4 separate regions of the Homo sapiens genome follow, and regions 1, 3 and 4 are each linked to region 2. Evidence: chromatin contacts called from ENCODE Hi-C or POLR2A ChIA-PET data. All regions are on one chromosome and are shown on one strand. The core of a region is the stretch at or near the end of the contact, and the rest is flanking DNA. Distances in the headings are between cores, read along the strand shown.

The links. A loop is a pair of places that touch in the nucleus more often than their neighbours do. ChIA-PET counts read pairs that join two places held with the same protein, here RNA polymerase II (POLR2A). Pooled maps may share reads with other maps.
Region 1: a map of CD8-positive, alpha-beta T cell shows a loop between it and region 2 (2.6-fold over the local background). The contact joins the promoter of AMBRA1 here to the promoter of ARFGAP2 in region 2. A Hi-C loop is called at or near these places in 2 of 168 maps with a recorded cell type or tissue (CD8-positive, alpha-beta T cell and naive thymus-derived CD4-positive, alpha-beta T cell) and 7 of 50 pooled maps. POLR2A ChIA-PET finds 5 or more read pairs at or near these places in 1 of 52 experiments (Panc1).
Region 3: a loop to region 2 is called in a map of B cell, with 17 times the contacts of the local background. The contact joins the promoter of FNBP4 here to the promoter of ARFGAP2 in region 2. A Hi-C loop is called at or near these places in 6 of 168 maps with a recorded cell type or tissue (B cell, CD4-positive, alpha-beta T cell, CD8-positive, alpha-beta T cell and 3 more), 12 of 37 single-sample maps with no recorded cell type and 22 of 50 pooled maps. POLR2A ChIA-PET finds 5 or more read pairs at or near these places in 1 of 52 experiments (activated T-cell).
Region 4: a loop to region 2 is called in a map of CD14-positive monocyte, with 7 times the contacts of the local background. The contact joins the promoter of ATG13 here to the promoter of ARFGAP2 in region 2. A Hi-C loop is called at or near these places in 2 of 168 maps with a recorded cell type or tissue (CD14-positive monocyte and naive thymus-derived CD4-positive, alpha-beta T cell), 3 of 37 single-sample maps with no recorded cell type and 12 of 50 pooled maps. POLR2A ChIA-PET finds 5 or more read pairs at or near these places in 1 of 52 experiments (HEK293).

The regions. Positions count from the first base shown.
Region 1 is chr11:46,592,153-46,595,302 of GRCh38, forward strand. AMBRA1 (autophagy and beclin 1 regulator 1) reads right to left here and starts at 1,871. Exons shown (of 18, transcript NM_001387011.1): 1 at 1,676-1,871. RefSeq lists enhancers at 1,623-2,123, 1,626-2,055.
Region 2 is chr11:47,175,625-47,178,539 of GRCh38, forward strand. It overlaps ARFGAP2 (ARF GTPase activating protein 2), which reads right to left and starts at 1,255. Exons shown (of 16, transcript NM_032389.6): 1 at 1,158-1,255; 2 at 892-1,010; 3 at 227-299. The coding sequence starts at 1,229. It overlaps PACSIN3 (protein kinase C and casein kinase substrate in neurons 3), which reads right to left. Exons shown (of 11, transcript NM_016223.5): 10 at 2,742-2,863; 11 at 1,898-2,422. The coding sequence ends at 2,307. RefSeq lists enhancers at 1,003-1,232, 1,774-2,355, 2,203-2,252, 2,333-2,382 and a silencer at 1,283-1,712.
Region 3 is chr11:47,765,912-47,768,673 of GRCh38, forward strand. It overlaps FNBP4 (formin binding protein 4), which reads right to left and starts at 1,430. Exons shown (of 17, transcript NM_015308.5): 1 at 1,158-1,430. The coding sequence starts at 1,377. RefSeq lists enhancers at 1-720, 515-574, 721-1,645 and a silencer at 835-1,444.
Region 4 is chr11:46,616,024-46,619,134 of GRCh38, forward strand. ATG13 (autophagy related 13) reads left to right here and starts at 1,530. Exons shown (of 19, transcript NM_001346311.2): 1 at 1,530-1,867. HARBI1 (harbinger transposase derived 1) reads right to left here and starts at 1,204. Exons shown (of 3, transcript NM_173811.4): 1 at 1,101-1,204; 2 at 1-358. The coding sequence starts at 214. RefSeq lists an enhancer at 1,337-1,516 and a silencer at 1,496-1,790.

The sequences.
Region 1 (3,150 bases), core at 621-3,120, 580 kb before region 2:
TCGAATTTCCGACCTCAGGTGATCCACCTGCCTTGGCCTCCCAAAGTGCTGGGATTACAGGAGTGAGCCACTGCGCCCGACAGGCTGAATTTTTTTTTTTCCAAGAATGAAGTGACACAAATTAGGATCATGGTACTGAATCCGATGAAAATAACAGACTTAGTCCCCAGACTTTCCAAGCTGGGAAGGAAAAGGGAACCACAAAGGAGTTCCCAAAGCGTTAACCTTTCATTTAAATATCTCAATATTTGAATGATTTCTACACACAGCCTTTTTTAGCTTTTGTATGTGCAGTGACCAAACTACTAATCAAATACAACAAAACTGGGCGGGCGCGGTGGATGCCTGTAATTCCAGCACTTTGAGAGGCCGACGTGGACGAATCACTTGAGGCCAGGAGTTCAAGACCAGCCTGGCCAACATGATGAAACCCCGTCTTTACTACAAATACAAAAATTAGCCGAGTGTGGTGGCGCGCGCCGGTACTTCCAGCTACTCGGGAGTCTGAGGCAGGGGAATCGCTTGAACCCGGGAGGCAGAGGTTGCAGTGAGCCAAGATCGCGCCACTGCACTCCAGTTTGGGCGACAGAGCTAGCCTGTCTTAAAAAAAAAAAAGAAAAAAGAGAGACAGACTCCTTGGGTTTCCATTGGATACTCCCCAGAAAGCAGACCCTCACAGGACAAGCGTTTGCCTTCAAAGTCTTGACCATCCTCTACTAGACTCTAACCTCTAACCACAAACACCATAGTTATAAGATTTCCAAAGAGGCTGGGGAGAAGGAGGATAAATCAACCAGGAAACAATGTAGACAACAAGGTTATCAGGAAACAAAGTAGACAACAAGGTTATCAGGAAACAAAGTAGACAACAAGGTTATCAAGAAACAAAAAGAAACTGTCATTGCTACACTAGTTAAAATGATACAGACTTTGAAAAGCAAAACAGCCAAGAAACCACATGGTTCCTTTACTTCTGAAGCCTCTTGTGACAGGATCTATATTCCTAACAGTCTATATTCCTAGGAAAATTGGGATCACAGACGATCAAACAATAACTCACTGTTTTCATAACTTGACTGGTAAGTGGGGGGAAGGGAATTGGTAAACGACAAAAAGTGACTTACAGTGAATTTAATGATCTGTTGGGGATATGTGGGGAAGTCACGTCCCAGACATCAGCCTCAGTTTACCCACCCAGAAAAAGGCGAGAACATAACACTTCGCTCAGAAGAGCCAGAGGGCCTTGTTCCATAAGCCTCCACCTACTCAAAGGTCCCTTCAAAGGCTGGACTCAGTAGGGGTCCCCAGTGCAATTGAGGCATGACACCCGGAGACTTCGGGGTGGGGGGAAAAGGAGAAAGGAAGGAGGGTCAAAGTGCGCAAAGCTCTATCGGTTCCTGGAAAGCCATTTTCGCCACACACTGGGGGTGCCCTAGACCCAACATCTCCTCCCTAAAGAACCACACCGGGAAGCCCCAGCAACTCTCCCTCCTTTCGGCTTCTCCCTCGGTTCCGGGCTGCCCCTCCGGCCGCGCCCCTCAACGCAGTCCGGTAGCCCCTCCTCTGGCAGTGTCACGGCGGCCGGCCAGCCTGCCCACCCGCCGGCGCCAAGGTCTTCTCAACCCCGCGGCGGAAGGATGCCGGGCTGGGCCTCCCAGGCTCCTCCTGGGCCTACCTGCAAGGCAGACGGGAGCTCGGTTTGCAGTCCAGCGAACGGGCTGAGCCACAGGGAAAAAGAAAGAGGAGACAGGAATAAAGGAAGGGGTCCGTTCTACCGACCGGCAGGAGAAGGCGGCTTGAGCGCGGGGCCTCGCGGACAACTCAGCCCTCGACCCGGCGCCGCCGCCGCTCAGGAGACATCAAGCAAGAAGACGGCGCAAAAGATCACCGAATACAAGAACGCCCCAGACATCAAAGGAGGAACGCCCAAGCAATCGTTCAAGGAACCACAGCCGAGCGCCGAAAAACAGCTCAACTCCTACTCAAGGTCCGGCTCCTGTCTGAGGCGTAAATAAACAAACCCAGATCATAAGCCACGGGTTAAAAAAGAGCCTGCACTTCTGCCATTTTCTGTGGGTCGCCGGCTGTTAAAGTTCTTTAGAGAACTGGAGTTTCTCGTGAATGTGTTGAAGATCAAATCATAGCGCAATAACACTTGTTGTGTAACTATAGTCCCCCAACTGTTCTATGGACTCCCAACACTCTTTATCCCAATTGAGCAAATTAGTTAACCTCATTTGACCCTTAGTTTCCTAACAGAGCAGTGAGGGGAATTAAAAATCATAGAGACAGAAAACGAGAGAGAATTCAAGCTGAGGAACAAAATGAACAGTCTACGTAAAAGCTCCAGTTTAGTCCCCACAAAGCATGACCAAGAGAAGCTGGGAAAACCCAGAATTATGTAGCCTGACCTTAAGGCAGGGGGAAAAAAAGCACACGGATTGCTTTTCTCTTTTATTTTCTTCCAAAGGCCTAGAGCCACAGGTGTGCTTCTTACATAATAAGCAAAAGTCTCTTTGGGTTCAGAACCTGATAAAGTGTTGACATTTTCATCACCACAACAATGGCTTTTTTCTGTAGTCTCTTAGTTGATAAATGAATATGCTCAGCACAAATATGGATTAATATGTACATCCTAGATGTGATTCAATAAATCACAAAGATCACTGCAAGTATGGTTACCAATTGTGAGCAATCATAGTCTACCTTACCTGCTCCTAGGGAGGTTTACACCCTTCCCCACTACTCAGAGAGGAAGGGTGTAAAAAGGAAACAAGATAGTCCCAGTTTGTCGGGCGCAGCGGCTCACGTCCATAATTCCAGCACTTTAGGAGACGAGGCTGGTGGATTGCTTTGAGCCCTGGAGTTCAAGACCAGCCTGGGCAACATGGTGAGACTCCAGTCTCTATAAAAAAAAAATAAATAAATACAAAAAGTTAGCCGGGCCTGGTGGCTCCCGCCTGTAGGCCCAGCTACTCGGGAAGCTAAGATGAAAGGATATCCTGAGCCCGGGAGGTGGAGGCTGCGATGAGCCATGATCACACCATTGCACTCCAGCCTGATCTATGGAGCAAGACCCTATCTTAAATTTTTTTTTTTTTAAATGCCGGGCGCAGTGGCTCACGCCTGTAAGCCCAGGACTTTGGGAGG
Region 2 (2,915 bases), core at 5-2,504:
ACTCCTGTGGCTTTTCCCCAAGAACACCTGCCCAGTTTAATTGGAATCTGAAACCCATTTAAGAGAAGCTGTGACCAGTTTCGAAGTTTTCAGAAAATAGCTTATGGTGGTGTTATAGAACAGAGAACCCTCTGAACAGGGAAAACGACAGGGCCTCTTAGGGAGTCGTGCAAAGTTAGTAACCAGGCAGAAGAATGGAAGGTGAGGGAAGTAGAAGGAGCTTTACCGCATTGGCATTCCCGCCGACCTGCATACACCTCAGCTGGAACCAGTTCCAGTTGGAATCCAACTCTGTGGACCTGTGTACAAGGGCTGCGTCTCACCCACTAGCAGATACCAGCAGGATTTCCCTGGCAACCCGGATACCTGTCACTTGGCCTCAGGCTGCTGTAGGCACCCAGGAAACATTAATCAGCCATCACCCCATTTCCTCCACACTACCCTGTCCATGAAAACTCTCCTCTTCGTTCATTTACTCCAAAGAGTACTAATTATGTCCCCAGATCCGAAAGGAGGTCACATTCTCAGGCACGCACGCCTGGATTTGGCTTTCCCCTAATGGATGGTCACAGTCTCACTAGAGACATACTGGTCTAACAACATATCAGCAACAACAAGGTCAATGCCTCCCTTTCCCCTCAACTAACGCTCAGAGTCTCAAGCCTGACCGTCAAAAAAGAGGAAGTTTTGGCCCAGAGGCGGAGACGGACCGCCCATGTGCCAAAGGGCCCACACAGGTGGTTCCCTCTGGCAGGAGGCTACCGGACCCTCTCGGCCCAGAGGCTTCCCACCGAATTCAGAGCGGCCCAAGTCGAGGCAGCCACTCTCCCTTGTTGCCCAGACACCCCTGGCCGGCCGGGTGGAAACACGGCAACCGCGCGGAGAGCCTACCTGATGAAGCTCAGATGGACGCCCAGGGAGCGGTGCACCCCGGAACAGTCAATGCACAAGAAAACACCGTACGTGATGCTGGCCCAACTCGGATTCTTGGCGCCGCAGTCGAAACAGGCCTGGGTGGAGGCGGCGATGAGCGAATCGTCAGGGGCCCCGAGTAAAGGCCAGGCACCGACACCCCAGAAACATAACCCACCTCCGCCCTTCTCCCTCCCTCAGGCCCCAGCGGGACGAGAGACTCCGCGCGCCCCCTGCTCACGCACCTTGTTGGTTGGAACTGCGCGAAGCCTCTTAAAAAGAGTCTGGATTTCGGTCTTGTTCGGCTCCGCCGCCATTTTCTCTCCTTCCCAGACACAACCGCGGCTGACGGGTCCCGCCGCGGGCCAATCCACGGCGGGGAGGGCGGGCTCACCAGGCCGGCCTCAGCGGTGCCTGGGCCAGCCGAGGGGTGGGGTGATTGGAGTCCGATCTGGACCAATGGGCAGCCGGCGGGACGGGGGCGGCGACGACAACCGCGGCCGCAAGAATCAACGCCGCGCCGGGCCAATCCGCAGCCGGGGCGGGGCGACGGCGCGCGGACCGGCCCAAACCTCCTCGCGCGCGTAGTACCCTTCCCCCCGCCCCTCCCACGCCGCAACCCCCAGGTGGAGTCGCCCCCACGCCGCGCAGGCTGCGGGAGGCTGGGGGCGGGGACCCCCACTCCAGCTAATTACAGATCGATGAATAAGGATTAGGCTGCCCAAACACTCCTCGTCCCTCCGGCCCGAACGGGCAGACGCATTGGCCCGCGTCTCGCCCAGCCTTCAGCCGTTCTCGGTTAACAGCAAGCCTGACAGCGAGTCCCCTCCACTCCAGATTAGTATCTCGAAGTTCCAGAGCAGGTACCAAGCAGGCAAACCCTTTTCCAACCCCGGCCCCATAACAGACGCTAGGCCTCTCTCTAGATGCCCTCTGGTGGCCTGGCAAGGGTGTCCTATCAAAAAAATGCACATGAGCCCGACAGTGGTGTTTTTGTTTTTGTGTGTGGGTGTGTGTCAAGTTTTAATACACGCTAGAACAAGCCACAAGAGGGTGCTGCTAGGCCAGAACTACACTCACCCCAAGCCCACCCCAGGAACCCCAAAGCAGAGGTCAGGAACTGAGTCCACAGCTCCTGGGGAGGCCCAGGCACCCCTGAACGCTTCTGTCACCTCTGACCTCCCATCTTGCCCTCAGCCTAGACTCGTCCCTTCCCTACCAGTCCCTTCCCTAGACAAAGGCCCCTCCCCTCCCTGGGTCCCAGGACTTCCTCCCTCAAGGGACAGAGGAGCAGCCAGAGAGCGACGGTTCAGGGCCCTGAGGGTCCGGCTCTCCAGGAGAAGCTGGGCTCTGAACCAGGGTGGGTAAACGTTGCAGAAGGGCTGTCAGGACACTCAGGCGCCCACACACTCCACGTAGTTGGCAGGGTACAGGCCAATGCGGCCACTCTGCAACTGGCCTTGGCACCAGCCCTGCTCGTCCTCCTCACTCATCTTCAGCAGCTCCTCCCCTGGGGGAAAGGGGATTGGTCACTGCCAGTGGCCCTGGCCCAGGCCCTGTTCCTGCAACTGGGTCAAGGACTGAGGGGGATGGTGTGGTCCCAGAGCCCAGCTAGCAAAGACATGGCTCAGGCAGAGGCAGGTCAAGGTCAGCAAGCTGCCCCACCCCAGACCCTGAATGCAGCCACCAGGCACCAGCTATCTGGACCTGGAACAGCTGAAGGGACAGAGGACTGGCCCTTAAGAAGTGGGTATTTGGCTTCCCTTTCTGACACCCCTGCTCAGGCAGATAAGGCAGAGGCTGAAGCTAGGAAAGGGGTCCCAGGGTACCTGCTCGGAAGCTCAGCTCATCAGCTTCCTGGCCAGCGTAGTCATAGAGTGCCCTCACCCGAACCCCGGTGGCAGCCTTCCGGGGACTCTCTTCATCTGACCACTCCTCATCCTGCCCCGTGCTGGAGAGGGGAGGCAAAGGGAGCAGCTCAGAGTGCAAGGAACACGGGGCTG
Region 3 (2,762 bases), core at 180-2,679, 590 kb after region 2:
CTGACCTCGAGTAATCCGCCTACCTCGGCCTCCCAAAGTGCTGGGATTACAGGCATGAGTCACCGTGCCCTGGAGTCTTTCATCTGCTTACAAACTTCAACATCAAGGGAAGACTCTTACCATGGTAAATAAAAATTATTAATACATCTGCATGGCCGGGCGCGATGGCTCTCGCCTGTAATGATCGCTTGAGCCCTGGAGTTCGAGACCAGCCCGGGAAACATGAACTCCGTCTCTACTGAAAATACAAAAATTAGCCGGGCATGGTGGCAGGGTCCTGTAGTCCCAGCTACCCAGGAGGCTAAGGCGGGAGGATCGCTTGAACCCGGGAGGTGGAGGTTGCAGTGAGCCCAAGATCGCGCCACTGCACTCCAGCCTGGGCGACAGATTGAGACATTGTCTCGAAAAAAACAAAACAAAACTCTTAAAAAGTTACATCTGCAATACTTACAAATACATACAAAAACAGTAAGTATTCTCCAGGCTATGATAGGACCTTTACAAGACACACCAAACACTGCTATTGCGGATTTTTTCCAATTAACGAACCAGCGTGATCTCTGAACATGTGAAACGGTCGCGGCTTCTCCGGCGCCTAGTCCTGGAGTCACTTTTAATCTAAGCACCACTCCAGTGAGAACCACACAAATACTTAGGAACCTACCAGCTCCATTTCTCCAGCAGTTCTGCTAGTGTGGGGATGCTTACTAGCTGGAATATTAAGAGCTTTTTCTAAACGTCTCTATCCCCGTTTCGACAAAACCGAAAGGAGGCAGATGACGTGTGGAAAGGCCTGGCCCACAGTCACAGGCCGCGCACGCGGAAACTCATCCTCACATCCACCCTCTGCGTTACCCAAAACCGACCCGGGGCGTTTGGGAGACTCAGGATGCCCGAACTTCGGTCATATTTCAAACGTTCCCGGGGCAAGCCCTGCACCACAGATGGCGCCTCGGGCTTGGCCCGGGCCGAGGGCGCAGAACTCGGCCTGGCCCTTCTGCGGCCCGGAGCCCAGGGCCGCCCCGCCTGCAGGCCCGCAGCAGGCAGGCCTCGGAAGCCGACCTCGCCCGCCTCCCTCGCCGGGTCTGGCCAGGCGCCGTGAGGAGCCTAGGCCGCAAGCCCTGAGCTCGAGTTCAGGTCCCCCCGCGCACCCTTGCCTTCTGAAGGCGAGTCGTCCGAGGCCGCGGCGGCAGTCACCGCGGTGGTGGTGGTCGTCGCCGCCGACGGGGCGGGCTGGCTGGGGACCGCCGCGGTTGAGTCCGGCTCAGTGTCGGGTTCCGGCTCCGGGTCCCGGCCCGGCGTGCTGCCCCGAGGACCCGGCGGAGAGAGTTGCAGGATGGGCCTACGGCCGGGTACCGCCCGGGACTTCTTCCCCATCGCGAGCCCAAGCGCGAGCAGAGAGCGTCGGGCGGCCGAGAGGGGCGGGCACTGGAGGCTGGGCGCTGGGCCCTGGGCGCTGCGACGCGTAATCAATATTCATACACCGTGACACCGCCTCCAGCCCGGATCCGCTTTCAACCAGCGGAGCACGCGCTTGCGCAAGCGCCTCGGACCCTTCGGCTCTTCTGGCTCCTCCTCACCAGGAGAAAGGGCGGGATTACCAACTGCGCTAGGCGATTGGCTGTTTTGACCCAGAGAAGGGACCGGTGGCCAATGGAAAAGGAAAAAGGGTGAGAGTCCAGCCAATAGTGCGGTAGGGCCTGAATTAGAACGACTTCCCCACTTCCGTCGGGTTCCACCCATGCGCTTTCCCCAAGCCTTTTCTTTGCCTACTTGTCCTCCATCTTGTGGCTATTCTCGGCCTAGAGTTTCATGTTGTCTGTCTTCTAGAAAGGTGTGCTGCTGGGCCCAGCTCACTCACGCCTGTAATCTCAACACTTTGGGAGGCCGAGGCGGGTGGATCACGAGGTCAGGAGTTCAAGACCAGCTTGTCCAAGATGGTGAAACCCCGTCTCTACTAAAAATACAAAAGATTTAGTCGGGCGCGGTGGCAGGCGCCTGTAATCCTAGCTAGTCGGGAGACTGAGGCAGGCGAATCGCATGAACCCGGCGGCAAAGGTTACAGTGAGCCGAGATCGCGCCACTGCACCCCACCCTGGGTGACAGAGTGAGACTGTCTCAAGAAAAAAAAGAAAGGTGTGCTGTTTTCTGAGCCCTTCCCCACGTTTCGCCCGGATTATTGTGGCTTACTTTGGGTATAGCATTGAACATTAAATGGGACAGTGGGTCTTTTACGCTTTTGTAATTTCCTGCAGCACACAAATAGATGTCTCATATTTTCTCGCTTATTAGCTGGGAAAAATCACGAGATACTCCACTACCTACAAGGAAAAAGCCTAAAATTGTTGGGATGGCATACAGGAACCTTACCAGTTTTGTACTACTATCGTCAACATGCTTTAATTTACCCTTGCTTTAACACTGCCCCCTCTCCCGTCTCCTGCCTCTGGAGCCCGCCACTTGGAGCATCACCTCCCTCACTTTTCCTTTGCACTGACTGGAATAATTACTGCATCACATGATGAAAGTCTTTTATTGTTTCATCAGGGCGCAATGCAGACGCAGTGCAGGCGTGACCTCTCCTGCCCAGCCTCTCCCTGGCACTTGACATCCTGTTGACATCCGTCTCCCCTCTAAACTAAGGAATGCGAGTGGTATTTATTTTTATATCCGCAGCAGCTCAGTTCCCACTAAAAATATCTAATACTTACTGAGCTCTATGTGTCAGTCACCAAGCACTTTACACGTAGAATTGCATTTGA
Region 4 (3,111 bases), core at 280-2,779, 560 kb before region 2:
GTGTCTCTGGGCTAATAGCCCTGGATCGCTGAGTAGGCCTAGAAAGATTCGCCCCCAAGAGCTCCACCAAGTAATAAATGAACTGCCGTGGAAACCCATACATGGACATCAAGTATTCATCAGTCACATCATCCAGCTTAAAACGGTCCAATGTCCGGTGACCACGGCCATATAGCAAGAGGTCACAGTCAAGCACTGTTATTGGTATAGCCATGGTAAATGTGAATGTTGGCTCTCCTCTTTGCTTTTTCTGAACTGTTCCCAATGAAGATGTTGGTGCAAGAACGTATTTTTAAGAAAGTATCAGAATCCAACAGCTAACCACAGTTAAATGGCTCTGCCATTTATAATCTTCTCTCTGTAAATGTTAAAAGAAAAAACATTAGGAACCTACCAAAGACTTTAAAGTGACTCAAAGGCTGGAGCAGCTCCTTTTCTACAAATTTCCATTTTGTTGAGGCAAAACGTACTGTACTTACAACTCCGGATTTTTCTCCACTAACTCATGGCTGCACGACAGGCTTGCTCTGATTCAAGGATAATGGGAATTCAATCTTTGTGGCTCATTTAATGCTTGGCATTTCAATTGAGAACACCAAAAGAATAATGGAGGTGATGACATAATTATTCACAAGGTAAAAGAGGTCGGCTTCTAACTATATAGGCCAAGAAGCAGCTGACATATGTCATAACCACCTTGGGTAAGAATTGGTCACGGGTTTCATTATCCAAAGACTTCTGGTTTCACCTGACAAATACAGGACAGATGCTGGGGTGTTCAAACCAGTCTAACAAGAAAAGAAGGGGCAAAAAAAAAAAAAAAAAAAAAAAAAAAAAAACAACCAAAGTCCACAACCCAGCCTTATGGACGTACACTGTGTGCTGTAACAAAAGGCTTTTCCCTCACTCCAAGAACTCCAAATCGTGAACCTGAGGGCCAGGAAGTACGGAAGACCAGACACATTGGAAGTCGGGAGCGAAAAAGAGGCTGGCCGAACCAGGTTTGGGAAGCGACTCTGCCACTTTTAAAGGGCACCCTAAAAACGGATGTCAAAGTCTGATTGCGCCGGCCACTCAGTTAGCCCAGGCCCGTCACCCACCTCTCCGCGGCTGCCAGGTTACCAGCCACACTTCCCACCCACCCAGCCGGGTTGGGCCCTCCTCCGGAACCGGCGACTGCACAGAGGCCGCCACGGCGCGCAACAGCGGCACCGCCCCTTCCGCGTCAGCGCCCGCCCCGCGCCGCGCCCTCACTGCCGCTGCCGCGGCTACCTGCGGTTCATCTCCGCACATTCCACACGCGGCCCAAACGGTCTCTCTCTCTCTCTCTCAAACACCGCCTTTCCGTCTTTGTTTTATCTTGAGTAGCTTAGAAAGATTGGAGAAGAAAGCTTACGTGGAATGAAAATCAACTTTTATGGATATTTTGAGGACTAAAAGAATAAATAGGGCGTCCGTACTGTAGCGAAAGTGCGACTAAGGTTAGGCATCTGGATTTCCCCCGTAGCCCTCTTTCACCCCCCCCCCCCGGCCATTACCGAAGCGGATGAAAACAAACACTAACGATGGCGGCGCCGGGAAGCGACCGGCTGCTGGGCTTAAGGCGGGAGTGACCGCTTAACCAGTGAGGGAAGCACTGAAGAGCGCCAGTCGACGTGGGTGCGACAACTCGCGGAGTCTTAGGAGCAAAACGTCTGGGGCCTGCGAGCCAGGACCCTTCTGAAGCCTTAGGTGTCTATCGGCGACGTGTACGGTCACTGCAGCTCCGGAGCGCGGAACCCTCAGCCAGGAGGCGCGGCTGGTCGGTCCCAGGTCCCGGCCTCCGTAATGAGAGCCCGGAACCACTCTTTGTGCCGCAGCTTCGCAGGTACTAACTTTTGCGGGGGATACCCCAAGATCTCTCAGCGCCCCCGGGTGGGAGGCTGTGGATCTGCGGCCCCTTGGCTGCTGCTTCGTGGAAGTAGAAGGGATTAGCCACGGTTCAATCCCCTGGGCCCCTGAGTTTTCTGTGGGAAGTTGAGTTGGTCTAGGCCCCGTTGGCCCCTGCTTGTTTGGCAGAGAATCCCCTCCACCCCAGAGCTTTCCTCTCCACTTTTTCAGCTCCTTGGGTTAGGTCGTCAGGCGTTTTGGAGGTAATTTGGGGGGCCATAACTCCGGGGTTGGGTGCCAATATGAGTGAGGTAGGTTTTCATTCAATCAAGATTTGCTGAGTGCCAAATATGTACTCCGCGTGTAGGTGAGGGTGACTGTTGACTAGTGAAAAAAGGGACCCATGGTTCACGACTGTCTTCTTACTGGCAGTGGAACGACCTGTGGAAACCTGTGATCCATTCTCATTAAATAAATCTCTGGGTAAGTGGCTAAGCACCTTCTTGAGCTCATCACTAATTCTTCCCAGTTTTCACTTTTCCAGTGAGTTCCCAGTTAGCCTGGTCAATTCAGCGTAGCATTTCACTTTTGGTATTTCTTCGTTCTCTGGCCACCCCGCAGCCAAAAAGAAAAAAGAGATTTTAAAAAATTACCTATTTTCTCATTACACTTAGTTTAAAACTCATCTCCTAAGGTGATAGAATTTATTGGACACCTTTAGTGGGAGATGTATTATAATAAGAAACAACAAGCTCTTCCTTTACACTAAATTAGCTTCCAGATTTTGTGTGTTGTTTTATGACTGTTAGTCCTTTTCATGTGTGCATGTAGTGGCTCCAGCTCAATTATGAGGTTTTTTTTTTGTTGTTTTCAACTCTCCATTTATCAGCTCAGGAGAAGTCTTTTAGTTTTTTAGATTTTAAAATTTTTATTATTATTATTAGAGATAAGGTATTGCTGTGTTACCCAAGCTGGAGTACAGTGGCGCCTTCATAGCTAACTTTAATCTCAAACTCCTGGGCTCAGGGAATCCTCCCACCTCAGCCTTCTAAAGTGTTGGAGTTACATGCATAAGCCACAGAGTCCGGCCCAGGAGCTTAATCTCGAAGGAAGTTTACTTGAACTTTAGGTGTGGAATATTCGAAAGTAACTTCCAACATGGGGTGTGGAGCTAAGTAAGATGAATTTACATAAACCGTCATTTTTCCTGCATGTGCTTAGTGGAGGAGAGTGCATAGAGTT